2 separate regions of the Homo sapiens genome follow, and region 2 is linked to region 1. A link is an interaction called in ENCODE POLR2A ChIA-PET data of the cell type or tissue named here. Cell type or tissue: OCI-LY7. All regions are shown on one strand. Each heading gives the region's core, and the rest is flanking DNA. Links, peaks and the distances in the headings are about the cores only. Region 1 has its middle 26 kb from the start of RNU6-1. Region 2 overlaps MAP2K5 (mitogen-activated protein kinase kinase 5).

Region 1 (16,696 bases), core at 1,203-9,202:
GTACACACGTGTGTGCATGTATACACATGTACATGCATATGTATATGCTGATATGGTCATCTTTGAAAAAAGACCATCAGCCATACTGTATTTCCTTAAATTCTTGATTTTCAACTTATGTTTCAGGCAGTTGCAGAGTGTCTTTGAGTAACTTTCAGGAAGATTGCATGCTATGAGTCTCAATGTGCAGTATGTAAAACGGCCATCTTCTTTCTTATTTTAAAATTCATAGCCAGGTGCGGTAGCTCACCCCTGGAATCCCAGCACTTGGGAGGCCGAGGCAAGTAGATCACCTGAGGTCAGTCTCTACTAAAAATATAAAAATTAGCTAGGGGGTGGGGCGGGAGGAGTGTAGGAATGGCACATGCCTGTAGTCCTAGCTACTGGGAAGGTTGAGGCAGGAGAACTGCTTGAACCCAGCAGGTGGAGGTTGCAGTGAGCCGAGATCACATCACTGCACTTCAGCCTAGGCAACAGAGTGAGACTCTGTCTCAAAAAAAAAAAAAATCACAAGGCCAGCCATGGTGGTTCAAGCCTGTAATCCCAGCACTTTGGGAGGGCAAGGTGAGAGGATCCCTTGAAGCCAGTGGATGCTCAATGCACTTGCCTCCTGCACTGTGGAAGAAGCCAGTTTTGTCTCCATTTGCATATGCATTTCAATCTTCCTGATCTATATGTGTGTCTGTTCTTTGCATTCTCTTTTGAACTGGTTGTAGGCTCCTACTGGGTCCCTCATTAATAATGAGTTAAATAAAATCCAGAACACATGTATATTTTAAATCTGCATGAGAATCATAATCTTTTTTGAAATTATCCTTTAACATTCCTTTCCTGAAAAGTTGAGAAACGATGTATTCGACACTATCTATGACAATGTAACAGCCATGATTTAATGATACTGATGGACAGTAGAATGTACATATGCAGATATAGTGTAGTTAGAACTACATTTAATATTAAGAAAAAAACACTCGAAAAGATAAAATGTGTTGAATTGTTTAACATTTTTCTTTATTATATTTTCCAAAAATTTAAAAACAGGCTGATGCTACCTTGGTAGAGAAATCCAGTGAAGCTAAACTCTAAGCCTCTGTTTTATTGAGGGATTAGTAATTTTTTTTTTTTTTTTTTTGAGACAGAGTCTCACTCTGTCACCCAGGCTGGAGTGCAGTGGCGTGACCTTGGCTCACTGCAACCTCTGCCTCCTGGGTTCACACCATTCTCCTGACTCAGCCTCCCAGGTAGCTGGGACCACAGGCACCTGCCACCACGCCCGGCTAATTTTTTTTGTATTTTTAGTAGAGATGGGGAGTAATTGTTTTATGGTTCTTGAAGGGCTGGGAGGGGCTTCCTGGTCTCTGCATGTCACTGGGGTCAGTGGGAGTGCTGCTGGAAAGTGAGGGAACATATGATGATTAATAGTAATAATAATAATAAATCAGTACTTGTAATGTCCCAGGAATTGTGTCAAGCAGTATCTCATTTAACCCTTACAACAGCCCTTTGAAGTAGATACTGGTAGATGGTATTTCCATTGGCTAGGTGCGGTGGCTCACGCCTATAATCCCAGGACTTTGGGAGGCTGGGATGGGAGGATTGCTTGAGACCAGCCTGGCAACCTGGTCAGACCTTGTCTCTACAAAAAATAAAAAAAATTAACTGGGCATGGTGGCATGCACTCGTGTAATTGCAGCTGCTGGGGAGCCTGAGGCAGGAGGATCCTTTGAGCCCAGGAGGTCAAGATTGATGTGAGCTGTGATCCCACCACTGCACTCCAGCCTGGGTGACAGAGTGAGACCCTGTCTCAAAAAAAAAAAAAAAAAATGGTATGCCCATTTTACAGATGAGGAAACTAAGGTTAGGAAACTTAAGTGACTTGCCCAACTAGTATGTGGTGGAACCCAGACTGAGACATGGGCTCTTAACCCCCCTGCTACTGTGTGTCATGTGAGAAATGTTGGAGAGGAAGTCCTGGGATCTCCTCCTGAAGAAATTGTCCCCACTACTGGATCCAAGCCCTCAGAATCAATTCATCCGTGAAACATTCACTGAGCCTCCTCTGTGTTCCAGGCCCTGAGGATAAAACGTGATCTGAGTCTTCAAGTAACTCAGGAGCCAGGGTGAACAGCCAGGGACGGGAGTCGGCCAAAGGAGGGGCCTTGGCAGGGGTAGGGAGGGTGAGGAGGTGCTTCCAGGAGGTGGCGGCAACCTGCTTGAGTCTTAAAGGACAGGAAGAGCCAGGCTGGTAAAGGGGTGAGGGTTGGGAAAAGGGCATTGAGGGCAGAAGGGCTTGAGCACAGAGGGGAAAGAAACCCCTGAGAGACACCATCAGCACACTCATTTCAGCTCTGCGGCTCACCTGCCTCCACTGTCCCCGCTTCTGCCGCTGCCCTGGTTACCAGAAGTCGTTTTGTTCAGTGGGAAGGTGGGCACAGGTCACTGCTAGGGGTGGGTACCTGAACATGCCAACCAGAGCCTCCTTTTTCCAAGATGTTTGAACATGGGTCAGATGGTCTCTCTCCAGGGCCTGACGGTGAGAGGTGCAGCCTGCAGAAGGCCTTAGCAGTGGGTGTGCAGGGGGCACCGTGAGAGTGGGCAGACCAGGCTGTCTGAGCAAGGACTCAACACACCTCTGAGGTCCCGCTGCATGCTCAGCATGGGTCCCGGGACACATGCCAGGGCCTTCTTAACACATTTCTTGTTTCCTTTAGATTGTCCAAATTGGGTTTCTGTCACCTGTAACCAAAGATCCTTGCTGACACAGCCCCTGAGTTGGTCAGACTCAGGAGAGGGACATTTAAACTAAGAGAGGCTCACCTATAGATCAGGAAGCCAACTGACTCATTTCCCGTGAGAAGTGTCACGGCTCAGTGGGTCAGCCTTTCACATCATTACTGCCGGTGTCTCCTTTCCCTGGAGAAAAGCCATCTGGATTGACAACTGGCCTCTTGGAGCAGGCCCCAGGCCCAGCAAGGATCTATAGCTAGAGGCATCAAGCAAGGACTGCCCAAGGGTCCAAAAACTGTTTCTGTTAAGGTCCAGACAGTGAATATTGTAGACTTTGCAGTCTCTGTTGAAACCATTCAACTCTACCACTGCAGTGTGAAAACAGCCACAGACAGCACATAAATACATGAGCATAGCTGTGTTCCAATAAAACTTTACTTATAAACATTGAAATTTGAATTTCATACAGTTTTCATGTGTCCTGATGTATTACTCTCTCTTTTTTCTTTTTTGAGACGGAGTCTTGCTCTGTTGCCCAGGCTGGAGTGCAGTGGCGCAATCTCAGCTTACTGCAACCTCTGCCTCCTGAGTTCAAGTGATTCTCCTGCCTCAGCCTCCTGAATAGCTGGAATGACAGGCACACACCACCACACCTAGCTAATTTTTGTATTTTTAGTAGAGACAGGGTTTTGCCATGTTGGCCAGGCTGGTCTGGAACTACTGACCTCAGGTGATCCACCCGCCTCGGCCTCCCAAAGTGCTAGGATTACAGGCGTGGGCCACAATGCCTGGCCAATATATTACTCTTCTTTCAACTTTTTTAAGAACATTAAAGCCATTCTTAGCTCTCAGACCAAGCAGAAACCAGTGGTGAGGGACCAGATTTAGCTTTGCAGCCTGTAGTCTGCCTGCTGTTGGCCTAGGGCATGAACACGTATGCTGAGAAAGAAGATGGTTGACAAGGAGGCTGGACAACTGGGTCCATGGGCCAGGCCAGGGACACTTCTGGGGCTGCTATGCAGGCTTGTCACTCTAGCTGCTTCTTCTCTAGCCATTCAGATCACCCTCTTCAGTCTACACCCTCCTGAAGAAGAAGCTCAGGACCCATGAGTGGGCTTAAGTGCTTGGAAATGATGACATGTCTAGTCTTGCCTTCCAAAATTTAGCCTTGGACTGCCTTGATGCAGCCGCTCCTGACGCTTCTAGGGGCAGCTGTCCTGCCCCTATCCCCTGTGAAAAGCAGATTATGAAAGCCCACTCATCCCACCCCACACAACCCAGGACCCAGAGGCCAGGGAGAGAATAGGCTGGCTGCAGCCGCTGACTCATGCCCTGGCATGAAGGCATGAACTTGTTCGAGAGGGATCTTAAAAGATACAGTAGGAAGCTGCAGTTACAAGTGGGCTCTGTGGCTGGGTGTGGTAGCTCACACCTGTAATCTCAGCACTTTGGGAGGCCGAGGCAGGTGGATCACTTGAGGTCAGGAGTTCAAGACCAGCCTGGCCAATATGGTGAAAACCTATCTTTACTAAAAATACAAAAACCAGCAAGGTGTGGAGGCATGTGCCTGTAGTCCCAGCTACTCGGGAGACTGAGGCAGGAGAATTGCTTGAACCCGGGAGGTGGAGGTTGCAGTGAGCCGAGATTGTGCCACTGCACTCCAGCCTGGGGAACAGAGTGAGACTCTATCTCAAAAAAAAAAAAAAAAAAAAGTGAACTCTGTGACTGGAAGGTTGAGTAGATTCAGGGACCAGGGTAGTTGTAGGAGGCCAGATGTCAGTTGAAGTTGGGGGAATGGAGATTGGTGGAAGAGATAACAGTGGGTATCCTGGAGACAGAGATTGACCGACTGACTGGCTGAAAGAGAGACAGACACAGCAGGTGAATCCCAGACCTGCCTTGTTTCTGGCCCTTCCTGAGGCTTGACTAGGGGGTCTTCACTGTAACTTCATAGCCCCCTTCCCCTATACCTGGGGTAATCTGGGTAATCCCAATGCTTCTCCAATACGTTCTATCAAACCAGAAGCTGTGGAGCAGGTAATTTCTTTCTATTTATTTATTTTTGGATTGGTATAAATTTATGGGATACAAGTATAATTTTGTTACATGCACAGAATTCGTAGTGGTGATGTCAGGCTTTCAGGGTATCCATCACCCAAATAACATACATTGTACCCATTAAGTGAATTCTCATCATCCATCCCCACATCCCCTTCTCTGCGTCCACTATCATTCATACTCACACCCATATGTATACATTATTTAGTTCCCACTTATGAGTGAGAACATGAGTATTTGTCTTTCTGTGTCTGACTTTTTTCACCTAACAACCTCCAGTTCCATCCATGCTGCTGCAGAAGACACAATTTCATTCATTTTTGTGTCTGAACACGATTCCATTGGGTATACAGATCATATTTTATTTATCCAATCATCTGTTGATGGAGACGTAGGTTGATTCCATGTCTTGGAGGACGTCATTTCCGCTGTTGGCGGAACTCATCCTGAGCTTCTGATCTTACTCTCCAAGGGAACTCTGCACTTCATGTTGGGGACTTTTTGCTGTCTTGGTGTCTGCAGGTTGGAATCTTGCTTCAGCCACAAAATTTCAGTTGGGTGGTCTGGGTCTCACTTCCCTCACCTCTTAAATGGCTGTCCTGCATCATGCACCATTTACTATGACAATGTTGACCTTTATCTGAGCCCTGTGCCTCCAGAAGGCAGCGACGATAAAGTTCTCCAACCTCTTTAAGTTCCAAGGAAAGAGCTAAGCCACAAAGGACCACCTTAAGCTCGCATCCCAAGGAAATACGGATCTCCATCCTTTCTTACTATTCCCTAAGATTCGCTGATGACTCCATTGTTTACCTGCCTCTCTAAAACCCCAGTCCCCTTTGAGATGCTCCTCATTAATGAACGTTCTCCCTATTGCAATGGCCTGAATGAAATCTTAACTGTCTGGGGCTTTTGGCGTTCACAATGACCATAATTGTGCTATTGTAAGCGTCAATCGGGGGCGCAGCCGGAGTCCCAGGTCCCAGTCCTGGCTTCCCCATGTCAGGCTTCCCCTTCGGGCCGGTTTCAGGTCTCAATTGGGAGCTCCCTAAGGGCCCCTGGCTTAGAATATGTGTGAGTGGCAACCCAGTCCCTCAACCCCTGCGCGGGGAGCCGGGGCAGAGCGAACTGCTGTAACTTTCGCACGCCGCCACCAGAGGGCGGCGGCTCCGCGGAGGAGGGCCCCAGCCTCTGCGCCGGCTCGCGCCCGCAGTGCCTTTAAAACGTGCGTTGGAAGTAGACGCCACGCAGCCTGCTTTCCAGAGTCCCGGCGTTTCCCCTCTTCCACCGCTGCACTCCAGGGGCCTCCCTTACGCGTCCGCACGCGGCGAGTCCTTCCACTATGCAGGGCGCGCCGCAGGACTCTTGAGTGGGCGGGAAGGCTGGAAAGCCAGCCTGGAGCTTCTGGTCTCTAGTGCTGTGCAGGGCACAAGGTCCCTGCCCCTCCCGCGGCCGCTGGCCTCTCTTCTCCTTAAGCCAGGTCGAAGGATTCCTGAGGCAGCGGGAAATGGGGAGGAGGGACAGGAGTCCCAAGACCACTGTCTTGGGTGCGGGATTTAACCAGTCACACCCGTCAGCCCCTTGGAACGTCACAGTGTTCCCTTAAAGTGGGCAAGACAAGAACTGTTGCCCCGTCTGAAAGTGGGCAAACGGGCTCCCAAAGAAAAAAGTTGATTAGGAGAGCTAGTAAATGGCAGAATTAGGACAGGAACTCAGTTCTCCTAGGCCCAGACTTGGAGCTCTTGGGGTGGGGCAGCACAGAGATGGCTGTCTGCCTGGCGTAAGTAAACTGGTCCCTTCAGCAGAAACGGGCGCTGCACATCCTCTTCCCGCAGGACGGCGACCCCTGGACATCAAAATGCAGCCACTTTTGGACTCAAATTGTAGAGTTCTTTTTTGTTGTTGTTGTTATTTATGTATGTATTTATTTATTGACACGGAGTCTCGCTCTGTCACCCAGGCTGGAGTGCAGTGGCGCGATCTTGTGTCACTGCAACCTCCACCTCCCGGGTTCAAGCAATTCTCTTGCCTCAGCCTCCCGAGTAGCTGGGACTACAGGCGCCCGCCACCACGCCTGGCTAACTTTTGTATTTTTAGTCGAGACGGGGTTTCACCATGTTGATCAGGCTGGTCTCGGACTCCTGACCTCGTGATCCACCCGCTTCGGCCTCCCAAAGTGCTGGGATTACAGGCGTGAGCCACCGCACCCGGCCCAAATTGTAGAGTTCTATGTACAGCCACGTTTCCATGATCTTTTTTTGTTGTTTTTGTTTTGTTTTTGTTTGAGACACAGTCTCACTCTGTTGCTCAGGCTGGAGTGCAGTGATGCGATCTTGGCTCACCGCAACGTCCGCCTCCCAGGTTCAAGTGATTCTCTTGCCTCAGCCTCCTGAGTAGCTGGGATTACAGGCGCACACCACCACGCCTGGCTAATTTTTGTATTTTTAGTAGAGAGGAGGTTTCACCATGTTGGCCAGGCTGCTCTCGAACTCCCAGCCTCAAGCGATCCACCACCTCGGCCTTCCAAAGTGCTGGGATTACAGGTGTGAGCCACTGCGCCCGGCGTGTTTGCTTTTTAAAGTGCATATGTCTACATACACATTTTAGAGGCAAATAGAAATACAAAAGCCAAACTGTCCACAGTGGCTGTCTGTGGCAGTTGGAGTAGCAGTAATGGAAATTGCATTTTCTCTGTATTGTCCAAAATATTCACTACTAGCATATATAAATCAGAAAGAGGAGCAATGATTCAGGACTTCTGTTTGACAAAATGATAATAATAATAATTCCTCTTTAAATAATTGGAAAATACAGGCTGGATGCAGTGGCTCATGCCTGTAATCCTAGCACTTTCGGAGGCCGAGGTGGGAGGATCCCTTGAGCCCGGGAGTTTGAAACCAGCCTGGGCAACATGTCAAAACTCCATCTCTACAAAATAAAAAATAAAAATAAATAAAAATGGGAAAATAAAGAGAATGAAGAAAATAAAATTCATCAGTACCCCCTGCCAAATATTGGTATTTTTCTTTCTGGTTGGTTTCTTTCTCTACAAAATGTGAATAACGGTATTAACTGTACAGGAATGTTGTGAGGATTGAGTGAGAGAACGTATATAATAGTTAACATTCCAGAAGTGTTAGCTATTTTTATATGTAACAAAATCAGCACCAGACTGTATCTACTGTTTCTGTGCTGCCGTCTTCACAGCCAACATTGCTTCATGAACAGTTTCCCATTCAATTATGCTTTTTAAAATTGTATTTTTAGTGATAGTACAGTATTTTATTACATTTAAGTACAATTTATTTAAGTTATCCCCTATTGTTAAGCCTTTAGATTGTTTCCAATTTTTGCTGTTAAAATAACAGAGAGATTAACATCTTTAAACATCTACCTTTGTCAGCATTTCTGATTATTTCCTTAGATGAATTTTTTAGAGGTAGGATTACTGGGACAAAGGGTGCAAATATTTTTCAGGCTTTTGACTCAGGTTACCAAATTGCTTCCCAGAAAGATCTTGCCAATTTACATTCCCACCTGCAGTGCGTGAGAATGTCTGCCCCACAGCACACAAAGGAGGGATTTTATTTTGGGATGGGTGAGATTTGAGTCTGTTGCTGAACCGAGGAAAATGAGCCCCCCAAGCCCCATAGCGAGGTAGAGTTTAAACTTCGGGACAGAGAGGGGATGTCAAAACAGGCAAAGTCCATGGGAGAAAGGGAGGGGATTTGGAGCAGGTTTACAGAGATTGTCTTGGATTTAAGAAGGGACACCTTGTGTTTGGAGACTGATGGAAAGAGGTATGATTGGGTGTAGACAGAATCATTGTAAGGAGGTAGGTGGATTCAAGAGGCTAGTCCCTAGTGGCTACCTTTTCTCAGTCAAGTAGGAGGTTGGGTCATCTATCCAAAGGTAATAGGTGAGCCTGAGAAGGGGACTTGAGGAGAGAGGTGCGACCCTTTAACTTGAGGACAATAAAAGAGTTGACTGTCCAGTTGAGGGTGATGACTTTGAGTTTGTCATGGCACCATTCTGCAGAGCTGTGGGTACTTTCTCTACAGCACGCAGTCACCTGGGGAAAGAAAAAGTCATACATATTAATTTAAACCAAATCTTTCAAAATGTGGTCAACAGTAGAAAACTATTTTTGGGGAGCTGGAGGGATTCATGGTAATGAAAAACTTGTGGGTTTCTGGAGTTGTACCGAACTTTCAAGGATCAGTTAATTTCTATCTTATATAAGTTGTTCCAGAAAGTTAGAAAAGACCAAAGTTGCCCAGATCATTTTATGAAACCAATATAATCTTGATTCCAAAATCAGTAAGGACAAAGCAATAAATAAATGTATTAAGTTCATTTCACCTATGAATGCATGTATAAAAATCCTGGCCAGACACGGTGGCTTACACCTATAATCCCAGCACTCTGGGAGGCCAAGGCAGGCAGATCACTTGAGGTCGGGAGTTCAAGACCAGCCTGGCCAACATGGTGAAACCCCGTCTCTACTAAAAATACAAAAAATTAGCTGGGCATGGTGGCATGCACCTGTAATATTAGCTACTTAGGAGGCTGAGGCAGGAGAAACGCTTGAGCCTGGGAGGCAGAGGTTGTAGTGAGCCGAGATTGCTCCATTGCACTCCAGCCTGGGCAACAGAGCGAGACTCTGTTAAAAAAAAAAAAAGAATCTTAAATAAAATAGCAACTAATCTAGTTATATGTTTTTTGAAAGTAGGTTTATCCCAGGAATTCCAGCTCAACATTGAAAATCACCCCACTTTAATAAAGGACAAAAATCACATGAAAAAAATCACATGAGTATCTCAAATGGTGAAGAAAAAGCAGCATATTGATAAAGTTTTTCACCTATTTTTTATTTATGAATAACTCAGCATATGACTTCCTTGAACTTATGAAAATGAAAAAAAAAAAAAACTTAGCAAACTGGAAATAGGAAAGGTGTGTTTAATTTGATAAAGGTTATATAGGGCCAGGTGCAGTGGCTAACACTTGTAGTCCCAGCACTGTGGGAGGCCAAGGCAGGAGGATTGCTTGAGCCCAGGAGTTCGAGACTAGCTTGGACAACATAGTGAGACCCCATTTCTACCAAAAATACAATAATTAGCCAGGGGTGGTGGCACATGCCTATAGTCCTAACTACTTGGGAGGCTGAGGTGGGAGGATGGCTTGAGCCTCAGAGGTCGAGGCTGCAGTGAGCCATGATTACACCACTTCACTCCAGCCTGGGAGACACAGCACGACCCTGTCTCAGAAAAAACTGGTTATATAGCAAAAACTTAAAGCAAACACTACACTTAATGAAGAAACTAGGAGCATTCACTTTAACATCTGGAACAAAATAAGGCATCCAACTGTACTGCTATCATTTACTATATAATAATAGAAGTTCCAGACAAAGCTATGAATGAAGAAAAATGTAAGACATACAGGATGAGAAGAAATAAAATTGTCACTATGTGAAGATATTTTCATTTGTCTTGAAAAGCAAAGAGAATCAGCATAGACTTTTAAAATTAAGATAATTCAGTCATTTAGTAGATAGAAGATTGACCAAAAATAAATCCTTAACATTTGTCTTCACCACAAACAACATCTATTCACAACAGCAACGACAAAGTATAAAAAAATCTAGTAATGTACTTAATTAAAAATATCTATGGAGAAAACATGAAAATGCTAATTAAGGATGTAGAAAATAACCTGACTAAATGGAGAGAAATTTTATGTTCTTGGATGAAATGATTGAATATTATATAGGAATCAGATCTTTATGAGTTAATCTATAAGTTCAATGGAATCCCAATAAAAATTCTAGCTCTATTTTCCAGGAACTTGATAAACTCACTCTCAAATTTGTGTGGACAAACAGGACTAAGTCAACCTTAAAAAAATAAAGAGCTAGAATTTGTCCTACCAGATATTAAGCACACTACAAAGCTATGTCAAACCAAACCAAATCAAACAACATTGTTTTGGCACCAAAACAGACCAATAGACCATGGAATGGAATAGAAAACTGAAAGTCAGACCATTAGCATACAGGTGGGAGACATCACAAATCAATGAAGAAAGCAGATTAAACCCGTTCGCTATGTGGGGGGAAAATCTAGAATCCCTGCCTTACACCAAAGGGAAAGGTATATGCTGTGTGGTGTTCTGATATATATATTGGTTTTCGTCCATATATTGGCTCCTAACTCCCATAGCCCTTGTTACAGTCTTGTTAGAATGTTCAGTGTGTGAGGCCTCAGGAAACACAATCTCTCTTCTGCCCTCCTTTCACCTGCCCCAAGGCAGACATCTAATCTATCCCCACTTTTCTGATTGTGGGTCTTAAGACCCTCCCTGAGCGGATTCCACCTCATACCCTGAGGGGCAAGAATGTTTCCATAAAAATCCAAGAGGACTGGGTTCAGAGAGATCCAGATAGCTGAACACATGCAGGCTGACAGGAAGAACGCATTCATGGGCCTGGAGGGTGGTGTATCCCAACTCCATGGGGACAGAAGCTCCTGTGCTGGAGACCCTTCCAGAACTCGCTAGAGGTCTCTTCATCTGGCTGTTTATTTGTATCCTTTAAAATATCCTCCTTAGTAAACTGGTAAATGTGTTTCCCTGAGTTCCGTGAGCTGCTCTAGCAAATTAATCAAGCCTAAAGAGACGGGCGTGGGAACCCCAACTTGAAGTCAGTTGGTCCGAAGTTCTGAGGCCTAGAGTTGTGGCTGCGGGGAAGGAGGGAGAAGTCTTGGGAACTGAGCCCTCAACCTGTGGGATCTGACACTATCTCCAGGTAGATAGTATCAGATATGAATTGGAAGACACCAGCCAGGTGTCTGCTGCTTGGTGGTGGGGGAAACCCACACACATCTGGTCACAGGAGGTTCTGTGTTGATGATTGTTGCTGTGTGATGTAAAACACTAAGTGATGTAAAACTTTAAGGTGAGAAATAAAACCAAAGTTAATAGAAGAAAATATAAGGGACTATCTTTGAAACTTGGGCTGGGAGAGGGACTCATTAAACAGAACTTCAAAGGCACAAACCCAAAGGCAAAAAATGCATTAATTTGATGACATCCAAATTAACTATTTCCATACAAAAGAGGATACTATGGACAATAGGTGACAGAATAGGTGAAGATATCTGTAAATCTAAAAATGATAAGGGATTAATACACAGAATATGCAAGTACCATTGACACAGGCTTTTATTCTCAGTCACTTTGCAAGCCAGGAACCTCTGGCTGGCAATGCCCCACCCAGGCCTCCCTTGACCACACTACCTGTTGCAGGAGATGGCCTGCCCACTTGGCCCACCCATGCTGAGTATGGCTTGCACACCTGTTCCTGAGTTCTTGTCCTGTGCCCAAGAAGAATGAGGATGCACTGACAGTCAAAGAATGAGCAAGGCAGGGAATTTTATTGAGTGATGAAACAGCTTTCAGCAGAGAGGGGATGCAGGGGTGGTCCGCCTACCCGAAGGCTGGAAAGTCCCCATAATATGACTAAGTCCGGGGCTTTTTACAAGCTCAGAATGGGGGAGGGGCAGGCCACAGGTAGTATTGGAAAAAGCAACATTCTATTGGTTAAAAGGCATTCAGAAAGAATCAGTTGGGAAAGGGAGGCAAAAAGAACAGAAGTTCTCATTCTGGGTTGCAGTTTCATCCAGGACCAGCAGTCCAATCTTTCAGCCTTCAGGCTGTTTTTGGCTTTAGGTGGGGTTTCACCGGGGACCTGCCCCTGTCTGCCTAGGCTGCCCCCTGTTGCTGTCACTGTCATCCCTCCATATCCATTGGGGATGGGTTCTACGCTCCCCCTCAGGTACCAAAATCCAGGACTGCTCAAGTTCCTTATTAAAAATGGCGTAGTATTTGCACAAAACTTGTGCGCAACGTCCTGGATACTTTAAATCATCTCTAGATTGCTTATAGTATCTAATATAACGTAAATGCTATGTAAATAGTTGTTATACTGTGTGTTTTTTAAGTCATTGTATTGTTGTTGTTGAGACAAGGTCTCACTCTGTCCCTACAAGAAATTTAAAAATTAGCTGGGGCTGGGTGCAGTGGCTCACGCCTGTAATCCCAGCACTTTGGTAGGCTGAGGTGAGTGAATCATTTGAGATCAGGAGTTTGAGACCAGCCTGACCAACATGGTGAAACCCAAATTAGCCAGGTGTAGTGGTGGGCGCCTGTAATCCCAGGGACTCGGGAGGGTGAGGTATGAGAATTGCTTGAGCCTGGGAGGTGGAGGTTACAGTGATCTGAGATCATGCCAGTGCACTCCAGCCTGGTTGACAGAATGAGACTCCATCTCAAAGTAAATAAAAATTAGATGGGCATGGTGGTGTGTGCCTGTAGATCTAACTATTTGAGTGGCTGAGGTAGGAGGATTTCTTGAGCCCAGGAGATCAAGGCTGCAGTGAGCTGTGATTGAGCCACTGCACTCTAGCCTGGGTGACAGAGCAAGACCCTATCTCAGAAAAAAAAAAGACTCAATTATATTGTTGTGTAAAATATACCCACTTTAAATATAAAGATCCATATAGACTAAAAGTAAAGAGATGGAGAAGGATAAGAAAGATATACCATGCTAACACTAATCAAAGAAAGCTGGAGTAGGTATATTCAGACAGAGCAGACTTCAGAGCAAGCAAATTAAACAGGGATAGGAGGGGCATTACATAATGACAAAGGGGTTGATTCTCCAGGAAGACATAATCTTTAATGGGTATGCCCCTAACAACAGAGCATCAAAATACATGAGGCAAAAACTGATAGAACTGCAAGGAGAAATAGATGAATTCATTATTTTAGTTGGAGACTTCAATACCCCTTTGTTGAAAATGGACTGATCCAGCAGTCAGAAAATCAGTAAGGACATAGTTGAACTCAACAGCACCATCAATCAACAGGATATAATTGACATCTATAGACTACTTCATCCAAAACAGCATAATACACATTCCTCACATGTACCGTTCACCAAAGTAGACCACATTCTGGGCCACAACCTGCACCCTACCTAATTTAAAGGAACAGAAATATTACAATGTATGCTCTCAGACTACAATGGGATTAAACAGAAAGATAGCTGGAAAATCCCCCAAATACTTGGAGACTAAACAACATACTTCTAAATGACATATGGCTGAAAAAGAAATCTCAAGAGAAACCAAAAACTATTTGCAACTAAATGAAAATGAAAACTCAAATTATCAAAATTTGAGGGATGCAGTAAAAGTGCTTAGAGGGATATTTATGACATTGAATGCATATATTAGAAAAAAGTTCTAAAATTATAATTCAAGCTTTCATCTTAGAAAAAGAACAACAAATTAAATGCAAGGCAAGGAAAAGGTAGCAGATCCCATAGAAGAATGGACAGTTTATCAAGAGAAAACTTATAAAAGTGGTAACCCAAACAGGCAAGTTAAGGGAATTATTAAAAATTAAAATCATTAGTAATCAAAGAAATTCAATTTTAAACAACAATGAAATATCAGCCTTACACCTAGAAGACTGGCAAAAATTGGAAAGTTGGAAAATGTCAAGTGTTAGCAGGTAAGTGGAGATATAGTTTCCTTCACATGCTGCTGGTGGGAATGCAGATTGTCAACCATTCTGGAGAGCAGTCTGATACATTAGATATACTAGATAAATTAAATATATGCACAGCCTGGGACCCAGCAGATCTACTCCTGGGTGTATATACACTCAGGATAAGTAATCATACAGGTCCATCAGGGAATACAGATTAGAACATTGGCTGCTGTGTCAGTTCTGCTAGCAGGCAATTGGAGACAAGCAGTTGTCCATCTGGAGAGGAATAAATGGGTGAAATGTGAATGATGCATGTAGTAGAGTGCTTTAGTCTGTTTTATGCTGCTGTAACAGATACCACAGATTGGATGATTTGCAATGAGCCAAGATTTATTTCTTACATTTCTGGAGATGGGAAGTTCAAGATCATGGTGCCGGCATCTGGCAAGAGCCTTCTTGCTGCTGTATCATAAGATGGCAGAAAGCATCAGATGGCAGTAGAGCAAAGAGAGGGTTAGAGAGGGCCAAATTCACTCTTTATCTTTCATTTTTATTTTTTTGAGACAAGGTTTTGTTCTGTCACCCAGGCTAGAGTGCAGTGGCATGATAATAGCTGACTGCAGTCTTGAACTCCTAGGCTCAAGGGATCCTCCCACCTCAGCCTCCCGAGTAGCTGGGACCACAGGTGTACACCACCACACCCAGCTAATTTTTTTTTTTTTTTTTTTTTTTTGTAGAGATGGGGTCTCACAATGTTCCTCAGGCTGGTTTCGAACTCTTGGGCTCAAGCAATTCTCCCACCTCAGCCTCCCAGAGTGTTGAGATTATAGGCATGAGCCACTGTGCCTAGCCCCTAAACTTGAACTCTTGGGCTCAAGCAATTCTCCTGCCACAGCCTCCCAGAGTGTTGAGACTTTGGATTGTCTGTAATGCTCATGCATTACAGGCATGAGCCACTGTGCCTAGCCCCTAAACTCACTCTTTTATAATAGCACCAATCCCACTCATGAGATGGAAGCTGTCAAGTTCTTAAAAGTCCCACCTCTTAATACTGCTACAATAGCAATTAAATTTCAAAATAAGTTTTGGAGGGGACAAACTTTCAAACCATAGCAGATGTATACATAGCAACATGAATGAATCTTAAAAACAGCCCTCAGTGACAAAGGTAGGAAGCATAATGAGATAACTTGATACCATTTATAAATTAAAGTAGATGCACATATTTTTGTAATTTATTGTATATGTTACCAATTTTAAAAATGCATACACACAAAACTTGAAATGGATCATAAGCCTAAATCTGGAAGCTGAAACTGTAAAACTTCAAGGAGAAAACATGGGAAAATCTTATGATTTGAGGTTAGGCAAAGATTTTAGGATTAAAAAAGCATGAATGAAAAAAGAAAAATGAATGAATTGGCATCATCAAAATTAAAAGCATCTGCTTTTCAAAAGGCACCATCAAGAAAATGAAAAGACAAACTGTAGCTTGAGAAAAAATATTTGCAAAACACACAAATGATAAAGGGTTTTGTGACAGTCATCAACTTATTGCTTCTTGGCTCCAAATTCACCCTTCTTTACCTGCTCTGTGATAATGGAGGTGGGTTAAATAAATATTTTTCTTTGATACATGATGTTAAGCCAGTAGTAGGCATGGGAGGAGGAAGAAATTGTCTCTTACTCTTTCCCTTTTCCTGAAAAGGGCAGCTTCTCCAGCTCCCAGTTCTGGCAGTGCATGGTAACCTTCAGTGCCCAGCTGACAGAAGCTTCCCTCAGCATCTTCTCTAAGTGGTGTGCCACTGGCAAGGCACCTGACCATGAACGGCTTCCCCCAGCACCCCATCACCTGAAGAATTTGCAGCAAGTTTCAAGGTATGGCACTTCTCTGTGGACAACACCCCCTAGTACCCTAAAGGGAAGATTCCACTATTACACTGTGAGCCACTTCAGTGTCTTCTCCACCACCCAGGATGCCATGCTGTGCTCTCCCCAGCAGGGTCTGGAGTTCTTCCTTGGACACTCTATCCTGCTGGCAGCGGCTGTTCCCTGTATTTGCCATTCTTGCATTCATCAGAGTTCTCTATAACTCTTATGAGTCGATTTCCCATTACTCAAATCTCCTGTTATTTCTTTATGTTAAACTTTACCTGTTTTCCATTTCTTGATTGGACAGTGATACCAAATTCTATCCAGAATATATACAGAAACCTCCCAACTCAATAATAAATAAAAACACTGACTTAAAATTGAACAAAAGATTTAGAGCTGTTTACCAAATAAGATATAAAACAAACACTAACTTAAAAATAAGATATAAAACAAAAGATTTAAAGCTACTTCGCCAAATAAG
Region 2 (16,696 bases), core at 1-8,000, 210 kb before region 1:
CCTCCTGGGTTCAAGCCGTTCTCCTGCCTCAGCCTCCAGAGTAGCTGGGATTACAAGCACCCAGCTACTCTGTGCCACCATGCCCTGCTAATTTTGTATTTTTAGTAGAGACAGGGTTTCTCCATGTTGGTCAGGCTGGTCTCGAACTCCTGACCTCAGGTGATCCACCCACCTTGGCCTCCCAAAGTGCTGGGATTACAGGTGTGAGCCACCACACCCAGCTAAAAAAAATTTTTTCATTTAAAATGAAACCGACTTTTGGTTTCTTTGATTTTCTCTATTTTTTTTTCTATTCTCTGTTTTGTTTATTTCTGCTTAAATTTTATTATTTTCTTTTTTTCTGCTTTCTTTGAGTTTAGTTTTAGCTTGATGTTCTCCTTCTGTTTAAGGTAGCAAGTTAGGATATTGATTTGAGATCTTTCTTCTTATTTAATGTAGGTTATAAATTTTCCTCTAAGCACGGCTTTAGTTGCATCCTAGAAGTTTTGGTATGTTGTGTTTTTATTTTCATTAATCTCAAAGTATTTTCCATTTTTCTATGATAGAAATCTCTTGCGATTTCTTTTTGACCCATTTTTATTTAGGTATGTGCTGTTTAATTTCCACATATGCGTACTTGAGAAGAATATATTCTACTGTGGTTAAGTGAAGTATCCTTTACATGTCAGTTAATTCTGATTGGTTTATAATACTGTTCAGTATTTTCTTATTAATCTTCTGTATAGTTTTGTCCATTTTTGAAAGTGAGATATTGAAGTCTCAAAAACTAATATTTTTGAGTTGTCTATTTCTCCTTTCAGTTCTTTCAGTTTATGTTTCATATATTTTGGCACTCCGTTGTTAGGTCCATGCATGTTTATAATTGTTATATCTTCTTGGTTGATTGATCCTTTTATCATTAGAAAATGTCTTTGTCTCTAGTAACAATATTTAACAATAGTTATCTAAAAGTCTATTTTTTCCACTAGTATAGTCACTGCAGCTCCCTTTTGATTACTATTTGAATAGTATATCTTTTTTCACCATTTTTCAACCTGTTGGTGTCTTTAAATATAAAATACCTTTGTTGTAGACAGCATATAGTTGGATCATTTTTTTAAAAATCAATTCTGCCAATCTCTTATTTAATTAGAGTGCTTAAACCTTTTACATTAATTACTAACAAGGTGAGATGTATCTATCCCATTCTATTTGTTTTCTATAAGTCATGTCTTTCATGTTCTGTTGTTGCTTTCTTTTATATCAAGTAGATATTTTCAAAGGTACCATTTAAATTCCCCATGGTTGCTTTTACTCTGTGTTTTTGAGTTATATTCTTAATGTTGCTCTAGGGATTACAATTAACTTCTTAACTTATAACAATTTAGTTCAGATTAACACTGACTTTATTTTAATAGTATACAAAAGGCCAGGCATGGTGGCTCACACCTGTAATCCCAGCACTTTGGGAGGCCGAGGTGCGCGGATCACCTGAGGTCAGGAGTTCAAGATTAGCCTGGCCGAGTTGGTGAAACCTCGTCTCTCCTAAAAAAAAATACAAAAATTAGCTGGACTCAGTGGTGCATGCCTGTAATCCCAGCTACTCGGGAGGCTGAGGCTGGAGAATAGCTTGAATCCAGGAGGCAGAGGTTGCAGTGAGCCGAGATTGTGCCACTGCACTCCAGACTGGGTGACAGAGTGAGACTCCATCTCAAAAAAAAAAAAAAATAGTATACAAAAACTTTGCTTCTGTATAGCTCAATTTCTTCTCATCTTTTTTATGCTATTATTGTCATATAAGTTACATTCCTATACATTGTGTGTCCAACACAAATTTAAAATTATGCCATTGTCTCTTAAGTCATAGAACAAAAGAGATACAAACAAAACATACATTTATCCTGTCTTTTATATTTGCCTATGCAGTTACCTTTACCAGTGTTCCTTATTTCTTCATGTGGATCTGAGTTACTGTCTTTTAACTTCAATCTAAAGTTCTTTCAGTCTGAAAGACTGTATTTTATTTCTTGTAGGGTAGGTTAACTAATGATTAATTCTCAGTATTCTGAGATAAATTTCCCAGTTTATTTGAGAGTATCTTAATTTCTCCTTCAGTTTCGTAGAATAGTTTTTGCTGGATATAGAATTTTTGGTTTATAATCTTTTTCTTTCATGTTCAAATGTCATTCCCCTGCCTCTGACCTCTGGTTTCTGATGAGTAATCAGCTCTTGTTCTTTTGAGGATTATTTGTAATTGAAATGTCACTTCTCTTGCTGCTTTCAAGATTTTCTTTTTGTCTTTGGCTATGGATAGTTTGATAATAATGTGTATAGATGTAGATCTCTTTGAGTTTATCCTATATGAAGTATACTGAACTTCTTGGATGTGTAGATTCACTTTTTAAAATCAAATTTAGGAAGTTTGGGGTCATTGTTTTCTGAAATATTCTTTCCACTCCTTACCTTTTCTCCTCTCTTTCTGATCTCCCATTAAGCATATGTCCGTATGCTGGATGGTATTTTACAGGTCTCCGAGAATGTGTTCATTTTTCTTCATTTTCTTTTCTTTTCATCATTACACTGGATAATTTCCATTGACCTATCTTTACCTCCCTTGATTCTTTCTTCTGCTGTCTCAAATATGCTGTTGATCCTCTCCAAAAATTTTCATTTCAGTTATTATACTTTTCAACTTCAGAATTTCTATTTGGTTACATATGACTTCAGGGAACAAAGAAAAGTGACAGATCACAGAGAACAAACCAGTAACTTTGGAATCACGAGCAAAAAGTTCAAACCTACCGAGCCACAGATGAATGAGTTTCTAAATGCCTTGGATACCACCATCTCAGCTAAAATTAAATTCTGTCAATTTGCATCATAGTAGTATCACATTGCATGAGACTTTTTAAACTGCAAAAAGTTCACATGTGATTCTCAAGCCATATATGTCACGTCATGGGGAAACCTTTTAATTTTTTTTTTTTTTTTGAGACAGGGTCTTACTCTGTCACCCAGGATGTAGTGCAGTGGCGCAGTCTCTGCTCACTGCAACCTTCACCTCCCGGGTTCAAGCAATTCTCCTGCCTCAGCCTCCTGAGTAGCCGGGACTACAGAGTAGTGTACACCACTTTGCCCATCTAATTTTTATATTTTTGGTAGAGATGGGGTTTTGCCGTGTCTCCTAGGCTGGTCTCAAACTCCTGACCTCAAGTGATCCTCCCTCCTTGGCCTCCCAAAGTGCTGGGATTACAGGTGTGAGCCATCGTGCCTGGCCACCTTTTAAATCTTTAACTTCTGAAACTTCAAAGGTTCAGGTCCTCTCTGAGCTCTGCCATCAGCTGACTCATGGCTTTAGCTAGAACATTCACATCACTGGGACTGTTTTTCCCACCTGTCAAGTAAAGTTGCTGGACTGATCTTTAATGTCCTTTCCTGCCCTAATGTTTGATAGGTCTAACAGTTGCCATTTTTGATAGATCTGTAGAATAGAAATGATAATAAAAGAGAAAAATTAAACCAACCCCTTCTGCCATTTTTAACCTGATAAGAATTACTGAATTGCAGAAAAAGAACTCATCAAACTTAACAGGAACTCTTAATCCTGAGTGGATCTGCTACATCATTTTTTCACCTATGACGTTTATCTCTAACGGACATGAAAAGGACAAAATGAATCAGTGATGGCACAGAGCCAGCTGTGTAAAGATTTAGCCATATGGATAGTTAAGGAAAGCGGGTCTAACTGAGGTTAAAAACCAGTGAACCACCTCAAAATTAGATTCCTTTTTGGCTTCTTCTACTGATAATGGTGGTAAGGTAATCTTTGTTTTTTAGGTTTAGCTTGTTGAAACCATTGTCCATTTAGTTAATTAGGCCCTGATTTATATCCTTGGTAAAAGTAAATCTCCTCTTAGAAGTTGTTACTGGTACATGTGGATGGGTTTTCACCTCCTAGTTTTGAGTCATTCAGGTCATTCACTTCATAAGGGATTGGTCCAGTAAGCTGCATTTGTCAGTCTTCCAAATACCAGCATGTAAAGCTTGATCTTTTTTATTCTGTTTATCCTTGGTACTGCCAATTTATCTGAAAGATCAATGAGAACATAAAACGTTTTTCTGCTGTATTCTCACTTTTATTACATCTATAATAAAAATGTAATTTTGGTAAATAAGGGTGGTTCAGTTCATATCAGAAGTGTCTTTTTTTCATTATCTTCCCAGTAGCACCGAGAGCCAAAGTGTAATGTTTAGTTACACAGTGGTTTCCCAGTTTCTTGTTCCAATCTGCAAACTACAAGCAAAGTTTAACTAAGAGTGATCATTTTTCTCTATCTGCTTTAAATGGGATAAATATAAAGCCAGTAGCCATATATATATATATATGCATGTGTCTATATGCATATATATGTATACTTGCATACATATGTTTGTATATGAATACACGATTTTTTTACAGATAAAAATATTTTCTCTGATGTTTAGCTTTATGAAAATTTGACATATGAAAATATTCACATTTGCATTTCGGAAGAATGACATACTTCATGTTTAGTACCTTATGAGGCATACTTATGAATCATCCAGTAATAAAGCATTAAATAAGAATTTTTAGCCTCTGATAGGAAAAAATATTTGTCAAATACTCTGGAATACAATTTTTTTATAGAACTGAAAGACTATATACCTCAATTTGACTCTTAAAGAAAGGTTATTACATATTGTTAAAATAGATCTCATAATCATATCATTAATGAGCAACGTAGTGGTTCTCTGCATATATTCCAGCTTTTGTTGGATTAATGTGAAAATTCTAAGATATTACCCTGGTTTACATTTGAGAAAAGCTGTTACAAAAGACAGGCAACTAAATGTTTAATAGTCATATTGATCTTTATAATTTTGTGTATGTATTTAAGTTTACATAAAGTATAGTTTCTTAGCTTGCCCTTGACTAGTTTCTTTCAGTTTTTCATGTATGTGACTATACACTTCAGAATAAAATGGAAATATCTAGTTATACTTCATCAGGAAGTATGATTATGTTTTAGATAACATTGGACTAAAAAGTTTTATACTACACATCCAATGCATGCTGTAGGAAGTGTAAAAATGTATTCTCACAGTGAACACACAGGAGAAGCCCAGTGCATTGTTCTGGTAATTTCATTTGTAGTAACATGGCATGTTTATCTCTACAGGGGGATCTTTGGATGTATATAGGAAAATGCCAGAACATGTCCTTGGAAGAATTGCAGTAGCAGTAAGTATATGGCTTCAGTGTTAGGAAATTTGAGTGATTTAATCCTTCTAATCAAGCTCATTCTTCTTATATTCTCAATGTTTTTTCTTGTTCTTCAATCCCAGTTGGCTCCTAAGACCTTCTTGATTTTCTCCTGTTTTGTTCTTCTTTTCATAGACCAGCCCACCCAACATCACAACATAGTCACACGCTTATGTGCTCCAACCTGTTCTAGTTTCATGTGTTTGCAGGGACCTTGGTATTCTTGTTGACTCGTAAAATTTCCAACTTCTTCTGAAAAAAAAATGCTGTTTTTTGTTTTGTTTTTACATTTTGTAGTTATGATTAGCATATGATTAGCAAATACTTAAAAAGTCTGAGTTGTTAAAGCAGTCTATGAGAAAATATTAATTTATTAAGAACAAAGTAGTATTAGTAAAGATTTTTTGCAGTCTTTTTATGTTCTTGGTTTTTAATTTTTTCATCAACTACATCTAGAAATTTATTCCCTTTGTGATTTAAAGCAGTTTTCCCATATTCTTGTATTTTCTATATGCACTAATATACTGATGAAATATATAAACTAAACTAACATTACTATAATGTTCTCATAAGTTCCATATTTCACATTTATAATAATGTAGGTTAAACAGTGTCTAAGAGAAGTCATGGGGTGGTGTGATAGTAAACAATTGCTAAACTAAAGGCACGATGATAACTTCAGTGGTTTAATGCAGAACAAAGTGATTGTACCATGTACCATTTAATTAAATGGCTGATTTTCACATTCATTATACATCAAACTGACAACTCAAATTCTTTAATCGAACATGGACACTTATTTAGTCTTAGTTCATTGTAATTCACAGCTTTCCTTTTTTCTTTCTAATTATTAGTGTGAAGTGCCCTGGGTGATGAGAACTTTCTTTTCTGATGCTATTGCTCCTAAGTAGCTTCTCATCTACATGTGCAGGTAGATTAGTATGAAATTTGAGTACTTAAATCACTATTTTAGATGAAAATAAAAATGTTTCATTTCCTGTTCTAATCCCAGGAGAGAATGAATGCTTTGTGGCTTTTGGCAGTTCTTGGCTGTAAAGTTTAATAACATGTATAATAAAGGGCAAAAAAAGGCAAGGATACCAATTGAAAAAGAAAAAAGTATACAACTTCTATATATTCAGTTATCTATGGAACTTGGCAAAAATAGAAATCTGCCATCTTCAGTAGAGAAGCATGTTCTTCCTGAACTTCATAAATCTTACTTCCCTCTTGTTTAGGGCATCCACACAAGGCCACCTATCTTTTCAGTTCTACTGGAGTAGGAAGACTGTTGAAGTGAATAGAGTCAGCAGAAAAAATAATTCAGCATCAAATACAGGGCTTGCCTATTAAGTGAATGAAAATGTGACACAAATTATTTTAGTGAAAGGCATTAAAGTAAGAGCTACTCTGAAGGATTGTTTATATTTGCCTTTACATTTTTTTTAATTAGGGGTTTTCCCCCCTAAATATGTGTCCAATTTTTCCAGCTTTTATGGCTCATCAGGTCATAGTAATGAAAACTACTTACAGCTGGAGTAGAAGAAATGTTTTTTAATAATTTTGCTCTTTGTCTGCCACGGAAATGATCACCTCCATGCTAAATTCTGCAGGAGCCTGGGTTTGTATAATGCCTCCAAAATGTAGTGTTTTTTTTGTATGTTTCCTGAGTAGGCTACAAATTTGGATTATCATTTGTTGCAGCTGACAAACACCAGATTGGCCCATGGCTAATACCTGGCACCAGGAGGGTTGTACTAGTCAAAATAAGACTAGCAAATTGATGGGCTGTGGGCTGTGGTGTGTAAACTAAATATTCCCATAGTCTGATTGTGATCCCAGTATCCTTGGTCATTTCTCTGAAAGTGTACTGAAGATGGCATCAACATCTTTCCCTTGAGTTCCCTCATGGAGGCCAAGAAAACACAAGGGTGCCATTGCCAAGTCAAAAGCAACAGAATCAGAAACAGAGAGTAGGGAAATAGGTGTATATTGAATACTTCCTGTGCCAATCACTGTTGCATGCTTTCTATACAAATATTATGTCATTTAGCCTTTACAGCCACCTTGTAAAGTGTGGATTATTGAACATACTCTGTGCACATGCAAGATGAGGTTTGGAAAAGTTAACCAGCTTGCCCAGAGTTATCATCTAATTAGTCAGTACAAATTTGAACACAGGGCTGTCTGACACCAGACCTCTTGCTTTCTCAGTGTGTTTTCCTAACAGAATGAGAAAAAAAAAAAATAGAGGCAGGAGTGGAAGAAAGAGCTAGGCTAAAAAATAAAAAGAGAGACTTATGAATGAGAGAATAGTGGAGCAACACAATTGCTTCAGATTCTTTTCATGTCTTTAGGTATCTCTCTTTTCCCAAATTAACTTTATTTTCCAGGGTCTAATAATCTGGCCATGCAAGGCAGGTTCATAGGTCCAAGGTTCATTACAGCATGGACCTCTGTTGACCTCTGTGATATGTTATTCAAATTTTTTCTTGTAAAATGTATGGCAAGAGAGTTTTTTTTTTCCCCCAAAGGAATTTATATATACCTGATTTCAGCCTTCCAGCTTACTCAGTGGCTCAGTGGTTTTTCTCTACTATCCATTTGAATCTGGTCTTCTATAAAGAGGAATGCCTTTCTGCCTTTCCCTGCCACCTAACACATTCTATTTTTCTTCTCATTTCTGAAGCAGTGACATTGTGTACTGTATTTTGAGTGCTAATGTTGATTGAAGTTGTCCCTGAAAGGAGGTGCACTTGACATGTCAAGGAGCGAGTGATTGACAACAGATATAAGTACTTTTAGTGTCAAGGCTTTGTCAAGTCATCGTTGTGAAACCCAGCCTACTGAATACCAATAATATCCTTTAGATTTTCAGTTCACAGATTTCTAGCTCCTTTTTCACCAGAATTTACATGTTTCTAAAGGAAAATGTAGTGTATTTTGACAAAGAATAAGAATATTTTCTTTTTAAATCTCTAACAAAATGAATAATTTTAGCAAATATTATAAAATCAGTATTTGTTTTACTTTTTTCTACCTAACTATCAGAATATATTGGATTGCCTTCCCCTACATGTTTTCTGAAAATTCATTTTGTATGGAACCAATTTTTAGTGGTGAGCTATCTTTAATGGATAGTTTTTATAACATGCAGCTAAGCTTCTAAGTTGAAAATTTTAACCCTTCTTCCTCAGAATGGAGATGATCACCTCCATGCTAAATAAGATGACCTCCTCCTATTACTCAAAGAGAAAATTGTTATCGTTATGGATGTTAATTTTTATAAACATTTAAAGAAATATTTTTGTTATATTTCCTTCTGTGATAAACTTATCATTATTAATATTTTGATATTTTCTTTCTGTATTGTCTTCCTGTCCAGAATACATGTGTTTTATTGTAATGCCAGTTATTTCCAAACTGTGGAACAAGTCATTTGCTATAAAAATGTATGCTGTTCTCTTAGAATAGACAAACATATACTAGAATTGATGAATCTATGTTAGCAAATCTTTCAGGAGCACATTGCACCCTTTGAGAACAATTAAAATATGTTAACTTCTGCTCAGTATTAATTGATATAGATTTTGTCTTCTAGATCTTTAGTATTTGGGAATTGGCTTTCTCCCATTGCATTTCTTATTTCACAGTTGCTCTTAGGCTTCCTTGATCAACTAGAATTCTTGCATATTTAGCCCCTAACCTTTTCTTACCATTTTCAAGATATGTAAACGACTCATTTACTTCTCATGGGTAATGATAGGTTTTCTTGTTCTTATAGTCCTGACTTACCCAGAATTCTCTATAGTGATGAATACTTGTAAATCTTACAGTAAATTTTGACCAATAGTGATTTGTTCAGTGTATCTGGTGTCTAATTATGAATAGTCAACCTTGAAATTGGTAAGTTCACGCTCATGTGCATATAGGATCAGTGGTTATGAATAAAACATGTACATTTCCTTTTATAGCAATTTATACATAAAGATTTTTTAAGTTTTTAATGGTGACCACTGATTAAATTTTCCACATAGAAGGTAGTACTTGTCACCCATATACTTAGGGTCATGGAAACATCTTTTTTTCAGTATCTCATTCAACTAATTACTCTTAACTCAGGCTATGAGAGTGAAAAATGCAAATCTAATTCAGATGTTTGTATTTTCTCATTTTATTTCCTTGACCTGCCCTTTTAATACCTTGCCTTGTCAACATATATGCTTTGCACCAGCCAGACTGGCTTATGAGGACCATCTTGATATACTTCATTCTTTCCTGCCCCAATATACTTTATAAATTTGGGGGGAGCTTTTTATTTTGAGATTATTTTAAACTTACAGAAAAGTTGTGAGACTAATGCAAAAAATTCCCACAGATGCTTCACCCATATTCCCCAGTTGTTAAAAGTTTACCATATTGGGTTAAAAATCTATAAACATGTTTTTTCCTGAAACATTTGAGAATAAGTTACAGATATCACAGCCTTTATCCCCAAATATGTTAGGTATCTATTTCCTAAGAACAAACACATTATCTTACATAATCACTGATTAAAATCAGGAAACTAGTATCGATACAATACTGTTATCTACTCAACAGCCCTTATTCAAATTTCACCAATTGTCCAATAATACCCTGTATAGACAAAAGAAAAAAAATTCTGGTCCTACTCCAGTCTAGGATTATTCATTGCATTTGGTTGTCATGTCTCTCTAATGCCTCAGTGTTTGTCTTTCCTTACTTTGATATTTTGGAAGAGTACATTGCCCAGTACTTTGATTATATATTTTTACCTTGACCTAAACACTTCCTTTTCTTTTTTTCATTCAAGTTAAATCCGTTACTCAAGATGTAACACCTTAGTAAGCCTTTCTGACTCCTGATGGGAAAAGCAGTTTCTATTCTACCCACTGCCTTATTTCATTAGTTAACTTTTTAAAAATGTCTCTCCAGGCCAGGCATGGTGACTCCCACCTGTAGTCCCAGGGATTTGGGAGGCCGAGGCAGGAGGATCCCTTGAGGTCAGGAGTTCAAGACCAGCCTTGACAACAAAACAAGATCACATCTCTACAAAAAATATTTTAAAATTAGCAGGGTATGGTGGTGTGCACCTGTAGTCCCACCTACTCAGGAGGCTGAGGTGGGAGGATTGTTTGATCCCAGGAATTTGAGGTTACAGTGTGCTATGATTGCACCACTGCACTCCAGCCTGGGCAACAGAGTGAGATCCTGTCTCAGAAGAAAAGTTTCTCCTTGGTCATAAGTGTCATGACTTCAAAAAAAGTTTTACACACAGAAGTATAGAAAATTAAGAAAGCCATTTTCCCTTTTTCCTGTGTCTCTCCTTCCCTGGCTTAGCATCATTATGAATTCAGCATAGGTACTTCCAGATTATTTTATATACACATGCACTTATTTCTTTCATTTGGAGTACCTTATCTTCAGAAGATTATAAGCTCATTAAAGGTAGGAACCTGTGGCTTTTGCATTTGGTTTTCCCACAAAGCCTCACACAGAAATGGGAGGTGTTCAGTAAATGCTTATTGATTGACAGAGTTTTAAGGGAAGAGTTAGGCCAGGTGTGGTGGCTTACGCCTGTAATCCTAGCACTTTGGGAGGCTGAGGCAGGAGGATCACTTAAGCCCAGGACTTCAAGACCAGCTTAGGCAACATTAGTGAGATCCCTGTTTCTACCAAAAAAAAAAAAAAAAAAAAAGCTAGGCATGATGGTGCACACCTGTGGTCCCAGCTACTCAGGCAGCTGAGGTGGAAGGATTGCTTGAGCCCAGGAGGTCAAGGCTACAGTGAGCAGTGATTGTACCCCACAGCACTTCAGCCTAGGTGACAGGGTGACACCCTGTCTCAAAAAAAAAAAAATGTTGAATGTATTTAAATATGGAAAGTTCCTTTTAAAAACCATAATTGATAATTGTACTGTTTTCTTTTTCCTAAATTTAGGTTGTTAAAGGCCTTACTTATTTGTGGAGTTTAAAGATTTTACATAGAGGTATGTGCTGGGCTTATAAGCTTGGATTTAATTTGGGGTGGGGTTGGGTCTCTCCAGATACCTTGATTTTTAAAGTAAGTGTTCTGACATTTAAGCCAGCTGATACATCTGGTACTCAAAAAGATGGCTGCTCTATAAATGTTATTTTTCTTGTTTTCTCCATCAACTTCTCTCATTTAGATTATAAACTTGGTAGTGTGTTTTTGTGAATCACCTTTGTCAAACTTGTAAAAAGATATTTCATAGTATTTGAAAATAACAGGATCTTGTTTGTCTTACTTAACTATTGTTAATGCAAAACCTTTGCTTTCTGTACAATTACATCCTTCCTTCTATTAACATTTCAGATAGCATCACACACTGTTCCTTAAGAGATTGCTTCACATACTGGAAAGAAAAACTTTATTTTTAATTTTTTTAAAGATGGGGTCTTGCTCTGTTGGCCAGGTTGTTGTTAAACCCCTAGCCTCAAGCAGTCCTCCTACCTTGGCCTCCCAGAGTGCTAGGATTCAGGCGGGAGCCACCGCGCCTGGCCAAAAGTAAAACTTTAAATAAGTTATTGGTGAAAGCATCAGGAATAGTCCCCTTGTCTAGTAACAGAACACATGAGAGAATAATCAGATGAGTGTTGAATATTGCAAAAGGAATCTCCTTTTGTTTTTTTAATGTTCCCAAAATATCTGAATTCATTTGGAGCAAATTATTAAGTGAGAAAGAGACTATAACAAAGCAACTTCAAGGCCTAGTGTTACTAACAGTGCTGTTTAATTTTACACATCTGCTCATCTTAGCTGTATGTACATTTGGGGAATGGAACAGCATACACATTAGATGTGACTAAAGGAAAGTTTTTTCTTTTAAGGATATAAACTGTGAGATGGAGAAAACAACTGATATTTTCAACTGTGATGTCATATCTGTCACTAAGGGTTGTTTTCTTTTGTGGTGGTTTTAATATCCTAGTGATTCCACATTTCTTCTGAAATCCTCCTTTTTAATGAGGGTATCTAGATTTTGACAAATCAAATAGTCAGGTTTTTGAAGGTATTTAACTGACTAAATGGAATCATAAACTAGATTTATTTTTAAAGCCAGTCCACTCCATTTCTAGAGTATAGTTGGTGCGAAAGGTAGGTGTAGGGAGAGTGAGTTTTGTTAGTGTTACTTTCTCTGAGTATAAATAAGTGTGTAAACAAATTTGGTGGATGAAAAAAAATTGAACATTTTTGACTACCAAGAGTAAGAGATAACAGTATTCAACATGATATAACTTATATTGTTTCTATTCCCTGTACTCCTACCTCCGCACACCCAGCTACCGGTAAAGTGGTGATAGCCATTTTAATAAGAATTAACCCAATGGTCAGTTCTCAAAATTTTATTGATTCTTTAAAAAATGGACATCTATCCATTTGACAAAAGAACTAAAGGAAAAACATCCATTCTTAATAGTAAAGCTTTCTTTAAAAGGGCAGTGCCATGGAAATTCGAGTGTTGTTAGAAAGTGAGTGTTAGGATCATCCTGTCTCTGGGCATACAGGTTAATTCTGGCTTGTAATGAAATCCCTCTCTAGCTATAACTTTGTGCAAGGAATCTTAGTAGCACAAAGAACTATAGTGGATAGGGAAATATGTTTTAGTTATTCTGCCATTATCTTGATTTTTCTTCTTTAAAATTAGAAATCATGCTGATAAGTTGATGTACCTTTTGTATTCCTGTATCTAAATTTTTTTATTTTAATTTTTACTCTGGGTTTGGGAGAAATAACTAAATTTTTCATTTGAAATGGGATCTTGATAGACATGTTTCAGATGGATTTGTCTGGATCTAAAAATAATGTCTAGGGTCAGATTCTCACTATAAACCACTTCATGATCACTGTGGCCAAGCTTGGTTGACCAGAGACTCTCAGAAGCCAGTAGGTCCTTCTTTTCATCCCTGGTTGCAACTTGGGCTAAGAAAGGGCTTTTTCGTTAGTGACGGACAAGGGCTGCAGTGGTTTGACTGATGGAGAGCATAGAGGTTTCAAGAGGGAATCCTGGGCCTGTACTTACTTTTTCAGTTGGTGCTGGCCAGCCCAATTCCTACAGAGAGTAGCCTGCTATAAAATGCCACCTGTTGTGAGAAGAAGATATCTGTTGGGGACACAGTAGGAACAGTGGTAGAGGGCTGACAAGTCCTTTCAAGGAATTTCAGTGAATGAGTGTGCACCTACATCTGTCTCAATGGAAAGACTAACGAATTGCAGTGCAGATGAACAGTTATGTCCCAGTAGTTATGGCCACTCAACTACAGAAATAAATATCCTGTGGTAATACACCTCATTAAATATATTCATATTTAGCTTTTGAGTTTCCCAGCTATTCATGGAAACTTTTACCTTCTGGACTTAAAAGCATGTGTTTTTACTGAAGCGTCAAAGAAGCCAGGTGTCCCTGAAGACTTTTGTAAAGCATTGTAATGAGAAATTTACCTTAGATTGAGTAGTTGTTAACTTAATATTTTAGAGGTTTTGTCCATATTTAATAACTTGGATTCCATAAAAATAAGATTAAAGATGCCTTTTTATTTACCAAAAAGCTATTTAATTTTCTTCTTGATTAAAAAATTGTAGCTTTTTAGATCAGTTCAATCAGGCAATTAAAGATCAGAGCTTTTAAGTTCAGCTAAGGCAATTAAATAGGTAATATACTTGTTTATGCACTTTTGCTATATAAGCTCATTGCTGTTCCTTCTTAAAAGCACATGTACTCATTTTTGCTTTCTCTAAATGAATGATGATGGGAATTCTAGCTGAACATGTGTCACATTGTCAAATCAAAAACAGGGGTCCTTCTGCAGGGGCTGGGGGAGCCTGGTTTAGGCATTGTGAGAGGACAGTGAAAAGAAGATGGTGAAAGAGAAATACTAATGAGTGATCTATACCTCTTCCTCCTTTGTCTTGGTCTAAGTACCTGTGTTGTCCTCTGATCATCATTTTCTAATGCCGTTCTTAAAAACCAGAGTAAAAAAAAAAAGAAATTGCTTTGTACTTATGGGCACAAATTTCAAAAGATTAAGAAATGGAGATGTGTTCAGTATCTAATGAGAAAAGAGAACAAACTATTTCTCGCATTTATATGGCTTCCTTGGAATACGGTGGTCCAGATTTTAGCTATAGAAAGTGTATAAATAAGTAGTATATTACAGAATTTATTAAACGTAGTTAATGGCTTCCAAACAAACTCTTGAAAACCTGGAGTCTCTCCCGTAGTTTATATCCAGTGAGGACTGTAGAGTAGAATGAAATCTGAGCAATAAGCAGCGGCAAACCACTCATCCCATGAGGCTTGTTAGTCTGGTAAAAGTTAGTTTATTTGATAGTATATTATGTTAACTGGAAATTGTTTTGGAAATTGAAGCACAGCAGTTGCTATTCATAATGGATCATCAAATGTTATATTCAGTCAGGTGTTACTATTGTTTATTTTGCTCTTTTTAAGATTTGGTTGAGATATATGTGCAGGGACTTTATAAACTATTGAATGCTAAGAATGTGGCATGTTTTTATTATAACCATGAATTAATCACTTTATTCAGTTAATAAGAATACACCACTCCAAAACCAAGCCAGGGAGAGAGTTTATTATACTTTATATTACTGAGTCAAAAATTATGAAAATCTTTTCTCTAAAATAAACCAAACGTGTGATAATTCCACATGAGGACATAATCATTAAAAATGTTTGAAATGCCCACCAAATTAACTACTGTGGAAAAGTTGTCTTTATTAAAAGGCATATGTGAGAGCACTATAAGCATAGCATGTGCTGACTATGGGTAAAAACAAAGAAAATGAACAGTGAGAAAATCTGTTAGGCCAGATCCGACATTACAGGAAACATCGCAGCTTCACTTCAAAACATACATCGCCACTAATGAGGTGAGAGCCCTGCATATTAATAAACCTACAGCTCCAGTCATAGCCATCATTACCCACATCAAACATAAATACAAGATTAACACCTATGCCATTTCTTGGGAAGATGTGAGAATGCCCTGGTAGTAACTGCTGTCTCTTTCCCTGAGGATAAAAAATAGAAATGCAAGGGTAATGAGAATAGAATTTAGATTAAGAAAATAAAATTGGCAATCATTCTGGGGCCATCTTACACAGATGCAGAAGTTTATAGAAGAAAAAAAAAACCTATATAGTTGGTGTGCCAGGAGTTTTTTTGTATATATGAACCTGGTTAGTTTCATTTACTTTCTCCAATAGGAGAACTTTTTAAAAATACGTTTTTGCAGAAATTCTGTAGGAAAATGCTGGCCAGATAGATTTGTGTTTAAAGAAACTAAGCCTTGTAGTTTCAGTATACATGTTACAAATTTTATTTTCTACCCTTGGCTTTTCTCTTTTATAAATCTGGCCTCACACAGACTTTCCAATTAGTGCTACCTTAGATACCAAAGCCAGTGTTAGTTTGATCATTGAGCAACTATTTATTTTATACCTACTACGTTCTAGGCGCTTTCACAGTACTTGAAACACATCAATATGTGAAACAAAAGATTTCTATGATCATAGAACTCATATTCTAGCAGTGATAGAGTGGGTTAGGAAACATTTCTTAAACAATAACATACATAATAAGTAAGTAAAATACGGAGTGTGTTAGAGGGTTGTTAATAATAGAAAAGAAAAAGTAGATTGAGGTTAGGGGAAGCAAAGGGTAGGTTGCGTATTAATCAAAGAAACCTCATAGGGAAGATGAGTTTGGGAGGAAGGCTTGAAAGGGGAGAGTTACTAGTCAAGTAGATATATGAGAAACAGTTAGAGTAGACACCACAGGATGTGCCCGGAGTGTTAGTGGAACAGCAAAGAGGCCAGTGTGTCTGTATCTGAGTGTGGGAGACAAGAGTAGAATCAGCTGTTAGGAAAATGTTTTGGTAATTCAGGTAAGTTTCAGGGGCCCAGATCAGGGAGATAGTTATAAAGATGGGGAGAAGTGGTGATTCTGGATATATTTTAAATGTATAGTTGATAGAATTTGCTGATGGATTGCTTGTGACTTTTAAGAGAAAGGCGTCAAGGTTGCTTAAATTGTTAACAGTTTAGTATGCTAAAAATACTTCTTGCTACTTTCTTTCCCTGAAAAGAGATAACAACAAAAAACCTGATAATATGAAGTGCTGACTAGAATACAGAGCAATTAGAATTCTCATACATTGCTGGTAGAAATATAAAATGGTACAGCTGCTTTGAAAAATAGTTTGACAATTTCTTGCAACATGATTCAGCAATCCCCTTCCTAGATATTTACCTAAGAGAAAGGAAAACATATGTCCACACAAAAACTTTAGGCAACTCTTTATAGTGGCTTTATTCATAATAGCTCCAAACTGGAAACAACCCAAGTGTCTTTCAGCTGGTAAATGGAAA

The links. ChIA-PET counts read pairs that join two places held together with the same protein. Peaks named below come from ENCODE experiments on the same cell type or tissue, not always from the same donor. Only the 100,000 strongest peaks of a DNase experiment are listed, where the experiment ranks them.
Region 2: POLR2A ChIA-PET joins it to region 1 with 13 read pairs; 2 of 35 experiments call an interaction of 5 or more read pairs at or near these places.

What each region holds. Positions count from the first base shown.
Region 1 is chr15:67,857,649-67,874,344 of GRCh38, forward strand. No RefSeq gene overlaps it. Among named protein-coding and RNA genes, the nearest start is that of RNU6-1, 26 kb to the left of the region's middle. RefSeq lists enhancers at 2,074-2,574, 2,630-2,719, 5,069-5,158. In OCI-LY7, for the core only: CTCF peaks have their summits at 5,933 (motif pointing right) and 6,134; DNase peaks (open chromatin) are centred at 5,343 and 5,933; H3K4me3 peaks cover 1,513 bases; H3K27ac peaks cover 2,571 bases.
Region 2 is chr15:67,653,373-67,670,068 of GRCh38, forward strand. MAP2K5 (mitogen-activated protein kinase kinase 5) reads left to right here. Exons shown (of 22, transcript NM_145160.3): 12 at 5,181-5,242; 13 at 11,225-11,273. Among named protein-coding and RNA genes, the nearest start is that of MAP2K5, 120 kb to the left of the region's middle. In OCI-LY7, for the core only: no CTCF peak of the experiment used is centred there; no DNase peak of the experiment used is centred there.